Linked DNA regions of Mus musculus: region 2 is linked to region 1. A link is a contact called in ENCODE POLR2A ChIA-PET data. All regions are on one chromosome and are shown on one strand. Each heading gives the region's core, a stretch centred on a gene start or an enhancer-like site at or near the end of the contact. The rest is flanking DNA. Distances are from core to core; before and after follow the strand shown. Region 1 has its middle 4.8 kb from the start of Asah2. Region 2 overlaps Sgms1 (sphingomyelin synthase 1).

What was found. ChIA-PET counts read pairs that join two places held with the same protein, here RNA polymerase II (POLR2A).
Region 2: POLR2A ChIA-PET joins it to region 1 with 11 read pairs in Patski. The contact joins two enhancer-like sites. POLR2A ChIA-PET finds 5 or more read pairs at or near these places in 2 of 5 experiments (Patski and embryonic stem cell).

Annotation. Positions count from the first base shown.
Region 1 is chr19:32,106,599-32,109,298 of GRCm38, forward strand. No RefSeq gene overlaps it. Among named protein-coding and RNA genes, the nearest start is that of Asah2, 4.8 kb to the left of the region's middle. RefSeq lists an enhancer at 53-1,720. Within about 2 kb of position 1,398, at least 2 of the 3 ENCODE cell types and tissues checked have a DNase peak (open chromatin) inside an H3K27ac peak, as active enhancers do.
Region 2 is chr19:32,342,915-32,345,614 of GRCm38, forward strand. All of the region lies in intron 2 of Sgms1 (sphingomyelin synthase 1), which reads right to left. Among named protein-coding and RNA genes, the nearest start is that of Sgms1, 44 kb to the right of the region's middle. Within about 2 kb of position 1,415, at least 1 of the 3 ENCODE cell types and tissues checked has a DNase peak (open chromatin) inside an H3K27ac peak, as active enhancers do.

The sequences.
Region 1 (2,700 bases), core at 148-2,647:
TCCACAGGAAAACACACACACATGCATCCCAGCCTGGGCACTGTATGCTTATGCAGGGATATTCTTGGCTGCTTTATTCATACCAATACTCACCAAGAGTTGAGCTGTGGCATGCTTGTTCAATTTGTTACTACTCCCTAACAGAAAGAGTGAATTGTACACACACACACACTTAAATGTAACTGTGATCCAAGAGCTGGCAGAAAGAACTTCAGAGAAGAAGAATATTCATTCCATGATCCTTTGGCCCTACGCCTTTATACAGGATGTCATGGCATGGGGAGTGTGGAAGGGAAGCATTACTCACTTCCAGGGCAATCAGGAAGCAAAAAGAAAGGAAATATGGACATTGAGATACCTTCCTCACTTTCCATTGTGTCAGGGTTCCCATGTCATGGGCTAGCGCTGCTCACAGTCAGCCCTAAGAGGTCTTCTCTGGGAAAGCCTTCATATATACACCCACAGCTATTTCCTCAGAGACCCATTTGCAACTCCTGAGAGAGAGAGAGAGAGAGAGAGAGAGAGAGAGAGATCTCCTGCCAGGTAGAGTCAAGGCAGCTCTGGGCCTACAACCCAGGCTCAAGGCTAGGGACTGAAGATTCTATTGACCTTGGTGGAAGAACAGAAAGGTTTGGAGATGGAACCAAATGTCTTGTGTACATTTTAGCAAAATTGTTTCTGTTATCTTGTGTCTTTGCCTCCCATGGCCCTGTAGTATAAAAAGGCTATGAGAAATACATTTGCTACTGACTGGTATTTACCAGTGTTCTCCCGTACCCGTCTCTTTCTTCTTCCTATCTTTCTATCTTTCCCCCCTTCCCCATCAGAGGACTTTGCAACGTCAGGACCAGTGCAGTGTGGTGTCTCAAACAGAGGTCAGCTCTGAGAGTATAGGGGATTAAGTGGGGGAAATCCGGAGCACTCCGAAAAGGTAAAGGTATGTTGAGAATTTCCTCCGAGGTACAGACATGGGAGAATACAGATAATTGGAAAAAACTGAGGAGATCGTAAAAAGTAAAAGTCCAGGGGAAAAAGTGGGAAATGGAAACGGCCGTACGCTTCTTGAAGTAAACATGCTATGCCATATGCTTGGTTAAAGTGGAGCAACAGCAATCACATAATTGTTTTAGATCTTGTAGTGAACGGTTGTCCTTGGTTTCCTGAGGAAGGTACAATAAAGTTAGCAACCTGGAAGAAGGTTGGGGAAAGACTTCAAGTTATTACCATGTGCATGGACCAGGTAAAGTGCCTGTAGATACCTTTAGCCTTTGAACCTTGATAAGAGTTAGGAGAAGTGGCTTTTGGAGAGGCCAACCCGGTCCGAAAGAGATGGAAACAGAAAGTAAGCTGTTCCGGAGTGGCTCAGGAGGCTCGCAGCGGGCGGGCGGGCGGGCCGCTGGTCTCCCGTCTCCAGCAGGCCCAGCTCGGTGCTTGCTCTCTGCCCGGGCGTCCACAGACCCCTGGGGCAGGCAGGGGTGGAGATGGCGGCAGCGGCGAGACGGGGGAGAGAAAAGGCTCCGCGATTGAGCCGGGAGAGAGAAGTGGCGCAGGAGAGAGCACAGGACCCCGCAGCCCGAGCGAGCGAGCGGCCTCCTGGAGCGCTCTCGCCCCTCCCTTTTCCTGCAGCTCCCTCCTCCTCCAGAGGCAGCAGGCCACCAGCTCCAGGCTCACAGCTCAGGCACTGACAAGCAGTAAGGAGTCCTGATTTCCACGGAGAGGGCCTCAAATTTACATTATGGAAACTAACATATATCATACAAGCAAGTCAGGGATTATGTACATTGAAACATGTCTAGTCTATAAAGTTTATGTTTTATTTGTGTCCTTAGTAACTATATACATATTTACTACATCCATATTCACACATGCATGTGTGTATATAAATTATTCACATTAAAAATAAATTATACGTTGAATAGAAGTTATACAAAATAAATACAGATTATATACGGTAAATATAAATTATATACACTGAATGTGATTTATATACATTATAACTGCATACATTATATACAATGAATAAAAATCATGTACACTGAATAAATATTAATGATATATTTTAAATGAAAATGATGTACATTAGGTGAAAATTAGATATGTTAAAATATGAACTATATATAAGTTAAATCTATAAAATATGAGTTATAATCTATATAAAATACATAATTTCATATTTCCTCAAGGACAGGGAATTATGGAATGAGCCCCTGGAGATCTAAAAAATCATTTGTGACCCCTTAATGCATATAGTTCCTCGTGTTGTAGTGACCCTCTCCCATAAAATTATTTTTGCTGCTACTTCATAACTGTAACTGTAATTTTGCTACTGCTGTGAATGGTAACATAAATACCTGTGCTTTCCAACTGTCCTAGGCCATCCCTGAGAAAATTTCGGGCGACACCTTCAAAGGAATTGCAACCCACAAGTTGAGAACCACTGACCTAGGAGATTGTTGATAGCGGTGTACTGGTCCAACCAGTACGAACTCAAACAGTCCTGTGTGTGTGTGTGTGTGTGTGTGTGTGTGTGTGTGTGTGTGTATGACACTTACCATAGATGAATATATAAATATAAGCAGAGTAAAATAAACCAGATGTCGAGAATACTTATTGAATACATGGTATTATGGGAAAGTCGTGGAGGGGTAGATACATATCTCAGTGGTAGAGCATTTGCCTAATCCTACCACAGTAAAAAAG
Region 2 (2,700 bases), core at 165-2,664, 240 kb after region 1:
CATTGGTAGTCTGAGACTGTGTGCTTTGTGGGAGCATTCTCTATGAATAAAACTCACAAGTTTAGCCCAGCTCCCTGGGCTGTATTTATATCTAATCTCTTTGGGCTAGGAATGTCCTTTGTGGGTGGTCAGCAGCAAATAGATTTAAAGTCTATTATTCTGCTTGTTATGGGAAACAACTTAGTGTGTCTGCTGCATTTTAATCTAAGGATTATATGCTTAGCCTCTGGAAAATTCATTTTAGAAACATCAATAAGAATCTTTTTAAGCATTTTTTTTTAATCAGGAGGCCTAATTATCATTTACACATTTATTGGTACTTAAGGCCCTGACATAAAAAGCCTTGAGCCCAAAAAGGCGAGGCAGCTGTTGCAGACTTAACAAGAAGCCAGTATTCTCCTGGGACCATCTAAACGTATACCACACCTTGAAATAGAGTTAGAGTGGATGCTCGCCCTGCAAGTGCGTTTGACCAAAGCCTGATGCTGCAAATCCTGACCTCCTTTTGTCGTTGGTTTATTTGGTTTGGGTTTAGGTTTTTAAGACTTCCAAATGGACTTTAAGTTAAATGAGCAAATACATTTAGTGCCTCTCTTCAAAATTCTCAACACAAAAACCATTATTTCTTTGAAAAAGGCATAAATCTTCTAGAACAAAGATAGCAGAAACCAGATAGTAAAATCTTCAAGATGTTTTAGAGGTGAAAAATGAAGACAATAGACTTAGCAGACCAAAATAAGACACATCTTCTAATATGTGGAGCCCCATTCTGCCTCAGAAAAGACATTCCAAAACCATCAGGCATATAAAACATCTAACGTGAAAGACAAAAGAAAGGGGAAAAAGTGCAACTTGAAGCAAAAAATGGTGCAGAAAAATAAAATTTCAAAGGTAAAAAAGTTAATCTCTGAATATCTACTTAGTTTATGAGACCACTCAGGGGCTATCAGCAACTGAAAATAAAATAAACCTGATAAATTAACAACTTTAGAAGGGTTCCAAGAAAAATGTAAGTTATCTTTGGGAAGAGGCGTTCAGAGGCAAGTCAAACATCCTACAGCAGGTCCAGAAGGAAGCTGAATAGACAATGAGGGAAGCCAATACTGCAGCCCGGAACATAAAAACAAAAGGAATGAGCGGCTCCTTCCTGGTGCTGTGAACTCTGTGCCTTTCTGAGCTCTGCCCAGGCGCAGACAGAAGCAGGGCTCACAACTCCATGCTACCTACAGTCCCTCCCTGCAGGTGAGTCTGCCTGAGGACTCAAGATAAACAGCCACTTGACAAAGCAATAGCAGAGAGAAGAAACACCATACTCTGTACTCAGCTAAGTAAGTCTCTCCTTAAACAAGACCCCGCACCAGCAAAGGGTGCAGCCCACATTGGGTTTTCTTGCTTCAGTTAACCAATTAAGAAAAATCCTCCGCAGACAGGCCCAGCGCCAACCGGAGCCACCCCCTCCCTCTCGGAGGCTCTCTTCCCAATTGCTCCTAGTTTTTGTCACCTTGGTAAACTCATCATCACAGTGCTCTTTGGACACCAGCAAAAGACAAACAAACATAACCGAAAAAGCACATCCCAATCGCGGCAGGTGATCATTAAACTGCTGAATGCTTTCATGAACGATGTCAAAAGACACAATAGAAGAGACCCTGTAAAGAACTGAGAATCGGCAGGCGCTAGTGTTCTCACAAGGAGCCGGAATGCTAGGAGGTGAGCAACGCCCTTCCTATCAACAGCTCAGTGATTTCCAGCCAGGAACTCTACACCTAGCCAGGCAATCAATTATACATGAGTGTTACACTCTCAGGTATACAGCAGCTCAGAAGTCTTACCTCCCATTTGCAAGTTGTTAGAAAGCTTGCAAAATTAGAAGGTAAAAGAAGAAAAATCAGAATATGGGCTGGGGAAAGGAGGAAAGCCAATCAGAGACATGATACACATGGACTACTCAGAGAGGACCTAAGAAAGAAACAGCAAGCCCATAGCACCGCCCACAGCACCGCCCACAGCACCGCCCACAGCACCGCCCACAGCACAACAAGGGATGGCTCCAGGTGTGAGTCCTTCAAGATGAAAGTAGTATGTGTTAAAATACTGCCAGAACCCTCCTGTATAAAGCTGTGGTTACTCATACATGTCTTTAAAAAGTGACTGATTTTTTTTTTTTTAAATCAAGATGCAATGTAGCCAAGCTGCTAAAACAAGGCATTCGTGGGTCCTATTTACACAAAACAAGATAAACCACCAGGTAAGGAATAGCACATAGGGACTGGGCCCTTTAAAACAAACAAACAAACAAAACAACAAAAACAATAGCCTAAACTTTTAAAAGAAGACAATATTGCATTCTACATCAAGCTTGACAACTTGCAAAATACATACTTTCATGTGAGCCTCACCACTTAAACTTAGCAAAGCTGTGCCAGAGACAGGAAGCTCTTTATAGTTAGTTGTATCTAGCAAGTTGATAACACCTGCCGCCATCGGATCTGCAGACTCTAGACTACAGGGAACATGGCATGCTCTAATTGAGTCCTAGACTTATGAACTGCTCAGGACGGGAGGCTGGGGACTATAGAGGGAGGAACGGAACCTGCTGGGGATTGAACCTGGGTTTCTCTCTCTCTTGGACCACTTATTACACATCACTCTGTGTTACATCACGTGGTATATATTTTCAAATAGTCAAATTCATGGAAA